Linked DNA regions of Mus musculus: region 1 is linked to region 2. The links are chromatin contacts, found by Hi-C in ENCODE. All regions are on one chromosome and are shown on one strand. Each heading gives the region's core, a stretch centred on a gene start or an enhancer-like site at or near the end of the contact. The rest is flanking DNA. Distances are from core to core; before and after follow the strand shown.

Region 1 (6,278 bases), core at 1,037-3,536, 820 kb before region 2:
AAATTCCAGCGGCAGAAACAGAGCCGGGGCTTGCCCGCCACTGTCCGCTTCACGAAATTGGCTGGCTGCTCTTCTCGGGTTTAGGTAGCAGAGGGCTGGCGTGGAAGCGCAGACAGCACCCACTTTAGCTCTCCCCGGAGCCTAGAGACTGGCAGGCCGCTTAGCATATCTCCCACCCGTGCAGAGCCCCACCTTTTCCAGGGTCAGATCTAAACTCTACGGAATGATGGCAATAACCAAGTCTTGAAGTTAATAAAGATGGGAAAGCCAGAGGAAGACAAATATCATCTTCCCCACCCCCGACTCTGAGCGAATGAAAGGAGCAGGCGATGATTAACCCCTAGGCTTTACTCTCACACGTCAAACTCAACCTCAAGTTGACAACACTCAAGCTTTGGAGAAGTAAGGGGACCGACCAGTTTAAGGCCTCCTGCTTGACATTCAGAGTCAAACTCCCTGGCGCTGCTCAGTTTTAATTCCTGGGTCATTTATCGCCTATTTCTGTTTTCTGAACCTTAAATTTGGACTCAATAATATGATGCAAATCTCTGCTGTGACACTTCCCGCCCCCCCCCCCCCCACTGGTGTATCAACTGCCCGATTTCTCAAGATCGACCAAAGAGGTTTTTTCCTTGGTTTTGGTCAACCCTGAGCAGACCTTAAAGATCGGCCAGAGGGAGCAAAGCCCTTTTGACCATCGCTCCCAATGTCAGCCTAGAAGTCGGTCGTCTCTAGTTTACTCAACTACCCGAGTTGAGAGCTTGACCAGACTTTCCAACAGTTACCTGTCTTCCCCCGAGGTATTCCTCTATCTAAAGTTGTCCTGTGAATTTTAGTGATCCTGCCTCATAAATCCAACTAATAATAATAGAGGGAGGATTTTAAAAAAATAATTATCTCATTTCTGTTAGGTTTAGACACCACGCAGGAGATAAATATTCTCATTAAGCTGATTTCATCCCCAGAGTACTGAGCCCCCTCATAAGTGATAATGATCTAGGGAGTGGGAGAGCGAAGACAAGAACGGAGAAAGAACAGAAAAGAGCAGGAGACGGAAAGATGGTGAAGGGTGACCCTTAGGCCTGCGAGGGGTTTAAAAACATCTACGGGCTTAAGGAACAACAAATCAATTTACACGATTCTGGAAGAGCCCAGAGGGCCTTTAATTAATCCCTTCAAAAGAAGGAAGTCGGCCTGGGATATGCCTCCTGCCTGCTCCATTAGCTCCCTTTTCGCAAGGGTCCAGACACCGTTGGAGGTGGGCGCCGCGCGCGAGCTGGGGGAGGATGACGCGAGCTGGCGTGGGCGGAAGAGCCGCACTTAAACTGCTTTTCCATAGAAGGGCTGGATTTTCATTATTCCTCTCTTTAAAAAGTAATGCCCTCTTCGTCCCTGCTCCCTCCTTCTCCTTTCCATTTTATTTTGCACGATTAGTTGAGCCGGCCGCTGGCTCTAGACTGGAACCACTCTTTTCGCCAGGCCCCTCCCCTCTTGGCTCCGCCCAAGTGAAGCTGGGGCGGGGACTAGGAGGGCGCGTCCTTATGGCTCCCTAGTCTCAGCCAATCAAAAGGTGTGGCGCTCCCAGGTGGGCGTGTTCTAGGAGCGACGCCTTGCCCAAGCTGAGCGCTATTGGAGGCGGTGTTTACGCCCAGGACCCGGGCCCCGCTCCTCAGTCCCGCCCCGCCGAGCCGCCCCGGAATGACGTCCTCGAAAGTTCTCATTTTGGCCCCCCACCTCCCCTCCCTTGCGTCCCCCAGCTAAAGAGAGGCAGGGAGGGGTGCAAATATTTTATTACCTTTGAGAGCTTCATCCGAACTGTCAGGCCCAGAGGGAGAGAGGAGAGAAGGGAAGAGCCGCCGAGAGGGTCAGTTTGGCCAGAGGACAGGGCTTGGAAGAGCCAAGCCTGGAAAGCCAAGGAGAAATGCCAGAGAGGCAAGAGAAAGGCGGAGAGTGAGAGGAAGAGAGGGCGCCAGGGGGTGGGACGGGGGGGGGTCTCCCGGCCGGCTTGCAGAAGAGGACGGACGATCGGAACCGGCCCGTCAGACTTTTTCCATACTTAGGTTTATTTTCTTTTATCCTTTTCGATCCGGCTAGTCCGGCGCCGCGTGGCTCGGAGGGGAAGTAGGCTCGTGGGCGCACCAAGTCCCCAGCCGCCGGAGCGGTGTCACTGACTGCCCTTTCTGGCGCAGTAACGCCGGGCCCGAGGCAGTGGCGGGCGCGATACCCGCGCCGGCCGTTTGTGCTCTGTCCCCCGGGCGAGCGGTGAGTGCGACTCAGCAGCGCGGCCGCCGGGAGAGCGGAGCGTCCGAGCGAGATCAGAGGCGCGCACCGGGCGGAACGCCGCCCGCTTTGAAGCTCCCCCAGGCGAGCGAGCCGGCCCCCGCCCTCCTACATCAAAGCGAACGCTCCGCGCCTCCCAACCTTGTTGCAAACTCTCTGGGTCGGCTGCGGGGTACGTCTTGCTGATTTCCCGCGGGGGTGGAGAAGATGAGAAGCAGAGCGCTCTGAGCCGGGAACGAGGGACCAGCGCCTGGGATCGAATCCGGGACTCCCGAAGCCGAGGAAGCGCTGAGCCCGCCCGCGCCCCCGCAGCCCTCGCCCCTGCCGCCTCCCGCGGGGCGTTTGGACATTTTTGCTGCGCAGCTCCCGGAGCCCGCGGCCGATCCACACTTCGCTTGCGCGCGCCCCCGGCACCTCGGGTTCTCCCGAGCCCCGGCGGGGCCACCGACCTGCGTGGCTGCGGGTTCGGGTCTGGCTGTGGGATGTTAGCTGTGGGGGCGATGGAGGGCCCTCGGCAGAGCGCGTTCCTGCTCAGCAGCCCGCCCCTGGCCGCCCTGCACAGTATGGCCGAGATGAAGACCCCGCTCTACCCCGCCGCTTATCCCCCGCTGCCCACCGGGCCCCCCTCCTCCTCGTCCTCGTCCTCCTCGTCCTCGTCGCCCTCCCCACCTTTGGGCTCACATAACCCGGGCGGCTTGAAGCCCCCGGCCGCGGGGGGCCTCTCGTCCCTGGGCAGTCCCCCGCAGCAGCTTTCGGCGGCCACCCCACACGGCATCAACGACATCCTGAGCCGGCCCTCTATGCCGGTGGCCTCGGGGGCCGCCCTGCCCTCCGCCTCGCCCTCCGGGTCTTCCTCCTCCTCCTCCTCGTCCGCCTCCGCCACCTCGGCCTCTGCGGCGGCCGCCGCCGCCGCTGCTGCTGCCGCCGCTGCCGCCTCGTCGCCCGCTGGGCTGCTGGCCGGCCTGCCCCGCTTCAGCAGCCTGAGCCCTCCGCCACCGCCGCCCGGGCTCTACTTTAGCCCCAGCGCCGCGGCTGTGGCCGCCGTGGGCCGGTACCCCAAGCCCCTGGCCGAGCTGCCCGGTCGGACGCCCATCTTCTGGCCCGGAGTGATGCAGAGTCCGCCGTGGAGGGACGCGCGCCTTGCCTGTACCCCCCGTGAGTACTATGGGAGGGGAGGGTGGGTCCCTGCCTTCTAAGTCTGCTCTCGGGTCGTGAAGCACACAGTGCCCCTGCGGGCGGTCAGTCTCCTGGCCGCCACACTAGTTTGGAAGTTCCGGGACAGCACGCCGTTGGCTGGGCCCCTGCAGGCGAGCGAGGGACTCGCGCTTTCCTGGGCTCGCCGAGGCTCATGCAGGCCTGGGCTCCACCAACGAGAATGCGTCTGGACAGAACACAGCGCAGCAAGCGAGCTTCTGTCTGGGCTGTTCTTGAACCTGGCCAGCTCTGGGTCAGATGGATGGAAAGCGGGAAAAGGCCTCCGCACCCCTTCCTTTCTGGCTCCTTCCTGCCATGCTCGCCCGTTCCTTCAGTAGTCTGACCCTTGTTTTCGGCAAACCCGCGAGGGTAGGCAAGGCAGCTGGCTATCTACCTCCTCGAGAAAAGCAGACTTTTGCTTGCACACACCCTCCCTGGTTGTCTCCAGCTCACCTTTTCTCCCAGCTCCCTCGCCCACTCCCAGTGCACTTGTCCAGAATGACCTGTGCCAGCGGTTCCCAGAACTAGGCTGTTGTCATTGATGGACCCGGGTCTTCCCTACTCCTGAATCCCAGGGCCCTGGTCACTGAAGGGGCATTGACACTCAACAGACTAACTCAAGAGAGGACATGATGAGAAATATACATGTGCAGGACACAGACCAGTAAAATGTAGCCTCCAAACGCTCTGGGTCAATTCAGCTGTCCCAAGGTCTGGACAGACAATTCTGGCTAGTGGGTCACAGCTCCTAGATAGAAGGCTCCTTCCCCCCTCCCCCCAGGTGGCGCCCAGGGCCCGGCTCAACTCTGTTCTTTGCTGACGACCAAGTCCCTGAAGTCAGTCCAGGTTCTCTGGACCTCCTTGCCTGAGATTTAGCGGCAGTAACTTGACTAACGGGAAACTATGTCAGGCTCTATGTGGGAAGGCGATTCCTCAGAGCTATTGAAATGTCTGAGAGACACTATTGTATCCTTGATTGTAGGGATTGCCAGACCTGTGTCTCCTCTGGTCTCTTCTCCAGCCCGTAAGGGCCTCAAACTTTAAGAGTTATGTCCTAAAGTGCTCAAAATACAAGGAGCCCTTTATTGCTCAGCACAGGTTAGGGAAGTGGCCAAGGAAAACAAAACAAAATATAAAATTTAAAAAGTTAGTTTACCTTCACACCAAACCACTTATCTGCTCAGAGACTGACATGGGGAGGCGAGGGTGGCCTTTCTCATGCTCTCCTGCTTAGTGTAGGAGGGTGTCCCCTTTCTGCCCTGTACTCTTTAGCAGTGGCCTCCCTAGCCATTGGCACGATGGTTAAGCACAAAGTATTTATTGCTACACCAACCGTACCTTGGTTGGAGAAAAGTAGCTGGCAAAAGGTAGCGCAGGGGTGGCGCAGGACACAGATCAAGGATTGTTGCTCTTTTGCTATCAAAGCACAGTTTTGCTAATTCGCTCCCCTCTCCCGCCTCCCGTGGAGCACGGTAACGAGTTGTTTCTTCCTTCCTCTTGTTGTCGGTCCTCGCAGATCAAGGATCCATTTTGTTGGACAAAGATGGGAAGAGAAAACACACCAGACCCACGTTCTCTGGACAGCAAATCTTCGCCCTGGAGAAGACTTTCGAACAAACGAAGTACTTGGCAGGACCAGAGAGAGCACGCTTGGCCTATTCTCTGGGGATGACGGAGAGTCAGGTCAAGGTGAGTGGACCTTTGACACCTCCTGGGATGGCTTCCTTCGCACGTGCACGAACGTCTGAGTCAGTATTTTTCCCCTTACTAAACTAACAAATTGGGCTGAGATGGGTGGGGGTGCGCACCGAGGAGCCTGGGGAGAAGTGGGGAGCGGGGAGAGAGTTGGGGGTTGCCCAGGCCCTGGAGTCTTTTGGAGGCAAACTATTGGTGAACAAAAGATATCAAGTCCCGCCTTAGAAATTAGGCTAATCTAGACAGCAGCCTGTGCTGGGAAAACGCGCCTTTATCAGAGAATAAAAGCATTAAGGAATATCCCGGAGAACAGATAGAGCCGATTAGAAAGCTCGGTTTGCTTTATTTGTAAAGACACTCAAGCCATTGTTTGTCAATTCAGGCCCTAGTTAGATATAAAATTTCTTATCGGGGATCAGCAGTACAGCGCTTCTATAGTGATTTGTAGATGAGAGAGAGAGAGAGAGAGAGAGAGAGAGAGAGAGAGAGAGAGAGAGAGAGAGAGAAGAATTCAGTGGAACTTAACAGCGATAAAACTTGCTTTTTGGCTCAGATAAAAATGATTGTTTGGAATAGTAATTTTGCAAATGAGCCGACAAGATTATTAGTGTATTGAATAAGATTGAATTCCGTTTAAAGCAAGTTTATTCGCAAAATTAAGATACTGCAGCTTATGACAACAATTTGTAATTAAGATGTCACTCTGCTTATAATTGAGTTGTATAGTGCATTTCTAGGGAACCAGATTTTAGAAATCTGCCCCTGAAAATAATATTGAGCCGGCTGGGTAAATTCAGTATGTTGGTTTCCTAGTTTTCTCTGGTCTCTTTTGTCCTCTCTCTCTCTCTCCCTCCCCCTCTCTCTCTCTCTCTCTCTCTCTCTGGATGTGCATGGGGGGGGGTGTCTGCTTTCTTTAGTTATATTGTTGCTCATTAAGGAGCGATATCATTAAATCTTCCACTGCAGGTTTACTTTCTTGCTAGCCAAGTGGCACACAATATATTTCAGCTGAGACTTTTCATGTGGCCATTAGAAAACCATCACATTCAAAATTATTTTTGCAGTGGGTGGCTAGAGAGCCTACCACCTTAATCTGAGGGTGTTCATTT
Region 2 (6,205 bases), core at 3,647-6,146:
CTCTGCCTCCCGAGTGCTGGGATTAAAGGCGTGCTCCACCACCGCCTGGCCTTGTCACTGTCTTAATGTCACATTGCAAGATTCTGTCCGACTTAATGACAGAAAAGGTAGGAAGATGAAGGAGAGGGAGGAGACATCAAAGGATAGGATTAAGCCACCATTAGTCACAGAAATGTAGTGTCTACTAGAATATCTGAAGACATCTTCACTCCGGCATGCGTGTGGAGGTCAGCAGACAACTTGTCATAGTTAGCCATGCCTTCCCCTTCCCAGCACATGCCACCGCCCCCGTGTGGGTTCCAGGGATCAAACTCAGGTCATCACGCTTGATGACAACTGCCATTTCACCAGTCTTCTGATTTCTTTCCCCACTTTGAGATTGGATTCTTTTTTTTAGATTTATTTATTATTATATCTAAGTACACTGTAGCTGTCTTCAAACACACCAGAAGAGGGCATCAGATCTCATTATGGATGGTTGTGAGCCACCATGTGGTTGCTGAGATTTGAACTCAGGACCTTCAGAAGAGTAGTCGGTGCTCTTACCCACTGAGCCTTCTCTCCAGCCCTGAGATCGAATCTTACTCTGTAGCTCAGCCTGACCTTAGAACAGCCCTGTCTCCATCTTTTGGGTGCTGAGATTATAGGCGTGATCACTGTGTCAGACAAAAGGGGATATTAATATGTCTATCTTGGTGTTGGTGTTTAGAGGGTTTAGCATATATGCTTTAGCAGATAAAAGGAATTTGTTCTGTTCCTGCCTGTTAATAACTTACTTAAAACTTATCAGCATATATTGGGTGCACAGCGATGGGTTTCATAAAGCTCTTTTCCTCCAGATGTATCACGTACTTTGACCGTCATTACCACATACCCGCCCCTCCCCCACAAGTTCCTTCCCTCCCCCAGATACTCCTTTCTACTTTCATATCAGACATCTTATTTATCTACTTAAAAATCCATGTATTAAAGAGAACGCATAACAATTAAATAATTCTTAGACTCTTCTCAAAAAATACTACTACTACTAATACTACTACTAATACTTTCAACTTTTAAAAAACTGTTTTTGTTTATCTTAACATTTTTATATTTATTTATTTTATGCATATGAATACACTGTAGCTGTCTTCAGACACACCAGAAGAGGACATCAGATCCCATTACAGATGGTTGTGAGCCACCATGTGGTTGCTGGGAATTGAACTCAGGACCTCTGGAAGAGCAGTCAGTGCTCTTAACTGCTGAGCCATCTCTCCAGCTCATACTACTACTGTTTTAGATTTCTTTACTTTATGTGTATAGGCGCATGCACATCTGTTCACCACATCTGTACAGTGGTCAAGGAGGCCAGAAGAAAGCATTGGAATCCCCTTAGAACTGGAGTAACAGCCACTTGGGTGCTGGGAATAGAACCCAGGTCCTCTGGAAGAGCAGTCAATGTCCTTTGCCACTGAGCCATCTCTCCAGTCCCAATAATAACAATTTTTATGGGTCATCGAGATGGCTCACAATATATATATATTTTTTTTTAAGACAAGGTCTCACTCTATAGCCTAGGCCATCCTCAAGCTCGAAGCAATCCTCCTGTCTCAGCTTCCCTGTTATGCTAGGATTACACTTGTGGTTTCAGTGAGCCACCTGACACCACAGTGAGCTATTCAACGGGCTTCCAAACCCAAAACAACCTCCAGAATTTTAAGTATGGTCATTTAAAAAGCCGCCTATTAACAATAAAAATTTGGGGCTGGAGAGATGGTTCAGCGGTTAAGAGCACTGACTGCTCTTCTGATGGTCCCAAGTTCAAATCTCAGCAACCACACGGTAGTTCACAAACATCTGTAATGAGATCTGATGCCCTCTTCTGGTGTGTCTGAAGACAGCTACAGTGTACTTACATATAATAAAAAATAAATCTTTTTTAAAAATTTAAAGTAAACACACAATAGACAATGAAGAGTGTATGTGTGTGATTGGCTTATGGTCGGGGGCTGTGGTGTGACTGTTGTGGCAAGGTGTGGGATGAGTGTGCCGTGTGTGTATTTCTTGGGTTTAAGGTCAATGCACATGTGGAGAGAAATAGAGATCTTCTCTGACGTTGGTTTCTGCTCTGGATGGAAAACGCTTGGGGCCCGGACAAACAAACTCAAAAGCCAGAACCTGGATGGGCAATCATCTCATCAAATACAGTAATTTGACGACCGAGAACAACTGGGTGGTGACGCCCTCCTTGGAGATTAAAGCGAGGCAGTAATGAGCACCTGGAAGCCAGCATGTGCCTGTGATTCCCCTTATCTGGTTCTCCAAAGGACACTGCTGCCCAAGAAACCAGCTAGGTCATTTCAGGAGGCAGTGCTGAAGAGGATCACTGCTGTATGTGGAGTTAGCATTCTGAAGAACGGCCAGTAGGGAGGAAACTAAAATCCGCAGCATAGTGTGACTACAACACTGTGTAATGGCAATAAGAAGAGAGAAGAGAAAAAAAAAAAGTTAAAACCTTGAAGGCTAGCTAACAAGGTGGCACACATCACTCAGTGCTTGGGAACCTGAAGCAGCAAGAGCCAAGTTCAAGGCCAGCAAGTGTGAGCTAAGAAGTGAGATGCCATTTTGGAAGAGAGAGTGGGGCAGATAAAAGAATCTAACCATTTTAAGGACTCACAAAGTGGCCAGCAAAGAGAAAGTCCAGCAAAGGCCTAAGGGAAAGCATTAGCAAGCAGCAGAGGTAGAGATGTGCATCTAGGAGCCACTCCAGTGCTAAAAGCAAGGGACAGAGCCAAGTCCTACGGGAGGGCAGAAAGTACAGGTCAAAAAAGTGCACAGCTACAGATGGTAATAAAGAATCAGGAGAAACCGAAGGCAGCAGAATCTAAGCAATCGTACCCCGTCATTTAATCATAAAGACACAAGGCACCCACCATGCACGAGTGCCCTCCTACGGACTCAATGCACTGATGTGTTCGCACTCCTAAAAACTACGTGGAAAGCTAAGTCTGACGGTCCCACTCTGTAACACCAGAAAACAGAAGGTGGATTGTCAAGAACTTCAAAGCCAGCCAGGGCACCAAGAGTGAGATCCTGTCTCAAAACCAAAACAAAATCTATATGCAAATAGGCATTGTTTCCCCTCTTTTGAGGGCGAATACTATAAGGTACAGGGATCAGATGACCTTGCTAGATCAGATACAGAGAAACAGGGATGAGATTTGGGTACCAAACCAATGCAAAGCTGTACAGCCTACAGAGCCTCTGCATTCACTGTTGTCACACTTAACTCAAGCAAACGTCTGAACTCCGATTCTCACATCACTTGCCTCCCGGCCTGGAGTGGCCTTCTAAATTTTACTAAAAAAGAGTGTATAAGCTTATGCTGATGTCGTCCCTCCTGTCCCTCCACTCAGTTGGATCTAACACCTTTGTCCTTGAAATCTGCAAACAAACCCAGGACCAGAAACCTTTGGGATAGTATTCCAGTGCACCTGATTAGATAAAAATCCCCGTGACTACATTAAAATAAAATCTGATTCTTCAGCCGGGCACTCGGGAGGCTCGGGAGGCAGAGAGGCAGGCAGATTTCTGAGTTCGAGACCAGCCTGGTCTACAGAGTGAGTTCCAGGACAACCAGGGCTACACAGAGAAACCCTGTCCAGAAAAACCAAAAAAAAAAAAAAAAAAAAAAAAAAAAAAAAAAAAAATCAGATTCTTCTCTGCCACCCAGCCATTTGGTGTCTTATATTGGGCACCAAGTGGAACAGGATGCCTCTGTAGTCACAAAAGGACCTCTGAAACCTGGGGCTGTAAAAACTCAAGAGTGAAGTGACAGCCCGAGAGGCATAGTGGGTAATAAACCTGCTGATACAGCAAACGGCTGTCCTGGGGTTAATCTAGTAAGAAAAAAAAAAAAAAAAAAAAAAAAATAGTAGTGAAGAAGAAATACAGATAGAGGGATTCTTGTGAGGTGGGCTACTGTTCTTGACTGGTATCAGGCTGTCTTTCTCACTACAGCAGACCAGAAACTGAAATATTCTCTCGGGTCCCCGTTCCATCTCCACCCCGACCTCCCACCACTGACTGACCCCCTTGCCCAAATTGCTTTCACAGTTCAAAGCTCAACCCCTGCCACTCCAAGATCCGAAGTCCTCAGAGCAGCGGGAGCTCCACATCCTTTCCTGCACTCACCTCCAAGGTTTTCACCAGGATCTTCATGTAGATCTCCGAGATACCCAGGGATAATCCGAAGGCCGAGGGTAAAAGGATGAGGCCGCCCACCAGCGTCAGCCAGGTGGACAGGAGCTTCACCGCCAGGTCTGCGCCCTCCATGTCTCAGCACGCCCTCAGGAAGAGGTCCCCAGGAAAGCCGAGAGCGGTAGGTGTCAGAGTCCCAGGCAGTCCAGCCGCAGTTCGGAAAACACAGCGTCCAGCCCGGAGCCGGGCTCTGAGGAGTCTTTGCCGCCCGCCTCGTTCCCTTCAGCTCTGCGGAGCGAAGAGGAAAGGGAAGGCGAGAACTCTCAGAACTACTGCGATCTCCTTGCTTCCTCCCCTTGGGTCCCGGTTGGCCCCGCAAGCTCACTCTCTACTGGAGGCCCAGGCCAAGCTGTAGCCACGGCAGCCGGCTCAGACCTGAGTGTCTCTGGCGAGAAGACCCAGCTGGGTGACCTACGGGACACCCTAGTGCAGTCAGAGTGCATGGAGGCAGCCAGGAACGCGCCCCACCCCGGGCCTGATTTCCTCCGGGTAACGATTGCGACAACCCCGCGGTGACTCACCGAGGCCCTCCGGCAGCGAGGATCCCCGCAGGTTCCCTGCACCTCGGCGTGGGCTGCGGGCTATGCGGGTAGCCAGTGGCTTTCGGGCGCCGGGCTCCCTTTTTCTACACTCTACCCTTGCCCCACCCCCATCGCCACCCAACAGGGAGCTCCGGGGCATGACCGCGTCTCCCGGGCGCTGCTGCCTAGAGAGCCGCCGCCCTCCGCCCCGCCCCCCCGCACTCCCAGCAAAGGTTCTTTCGGTAGCAGACTTTCCATCTTCACCCACAGAACGGACCGCTGACGTCCCCGATCGCTGCGGAAGATCTTGTTTGTGAGCCTGCAACACGACCTCCTGGGAAGGGCTTTCGGGAGGAGGAAACTACTGAACAAGGGTGAGGCAGTCGCGCACCGTGGCTCGTGGCTCTCTCTTACCTCCTTCCTAGCTGCAGTCAGGGAAAGAAAGCTCGCCCGCTTTCTCTCTCTCCACAAGTCGCCTTAGCCACTCTGCCACCACCTCTCTAGCCACAAAATAGACCCAGAAATTCCAAGCGGTTGTGTCGCAGAAGACTGGAATTCCAGCACTTACGCTCGGGAATCTGCGACTGGAGAATTCCGAGGAGATGGGTCTGGGCTGTTTTGAGTTCCAACAGTCAGCTTAAGACTAAATAGGTAGATCCTTTATAGACCTTGCTTTAAAAGGGCAGGCGGACCGGTGAGCGGGCGAGGGGGAGGGGAGGACAGGACACCCTAGAGGCTGTTTGTCACTCCCCTCCCTGGAGGAGATTCCAGTCTAAGCTTCCCTAGCATCCGCCTACACCGACTGCAGAAAACGCTGCGCAAATACTAACCTTCACCTAACTGGCTAAGAGTTTCTCAGGGGTCCACGTCCCACGCCGCTGTGATGAACGGCCTTACTAGAACGAAGAAGGGAAAATCCTGCACGCGTATTCCACTGCAGGACAACCAGTTTTAACAATAAGCGTGAGAAAAGATATTGAGAGCAGCAGTTTGCAAAGCGACTGACTAGGATCCAAACCATCACCGAGTCGGCCCTCAATTCTTAGAAGGACCAAACTCTTACTGTTGACAGTCGGGAGTCAGTTTGGGAGCTGGAAAAAGTGAGAGAGCTAGCAAAATGAACTGAAAGTATTTACAGCAAATATTGCAGAGAAAGCTGCCCTCACCTCCAGAAGGGGTGGAGGAAGAAGGAAGCCGGCCTTAAAGACTGTACAAGTTTGTTCTCTGAGCCTCCTGCCAGGTAGGTGTAAGACACTTTTCCCACTAAGAAGGGGGAAGGGGAGGACAATGAAGTTATGAAGGAAACGGAGCTTACTCTCAAAACAGCTTCTGGGGTCATTGAGGTGGCTCATCAACAAAGTTGCCTGATGCCAGTCAGCTAGGATGACCCGTCAATCTTTGGACACCACCACTACCCCCCCCCCCCCCCCCCGTATAAGGGG

What was found. A loop is a pair of places that touch in the nucleus more often than their neighbours do.
Region 1: a map of left cerebral cortex shows a loop between it and region 2 (2.4-fold over the local background). The contact joins the promoter of Nkx6-1 here to the promoter of Gpat3 in region 2. A Hi-C loop is called at or near these places in 3 of 37 maps with a recorded cell type or tissue (left cerebral cortex and mouse embryonic stem cell).

Annotation. Positions count from the first base shown.
Region 1 is chr5:101,660,719-101,666,996 of GRCm38, reverse strand. Nkx6-1 (NK6 homeobox 1) reads left to right here and starts at 2,286. Exons shown (of 3, transcript NM_144955.2): 1 at 2,286-3,435; 2 at 4,991-5,163. The coding sequence starts at 2,763.
Region 2 is chr5:100,844,920-100,851,124 of GRCm38, reverse strand. Gpat3 (glycerol-3-phosphate acyltransferase 3) reads right to left here and starts at 4,896. Exons shown (of 13, transcript NM_172715.3): 1 at 4,764-4,896; 2 at 4,177-4,470. The coding sequence starts at 4,317. Gm46917 (a long non-coding RNA gene) reads right to left here and starts at 3,566. Exons shown (of 2, transcript XR_001784903.1): 1 at 2,916-3,566; 2 at 2,161-2,448. It also overlaps a transcript of Abraxas1 not described here.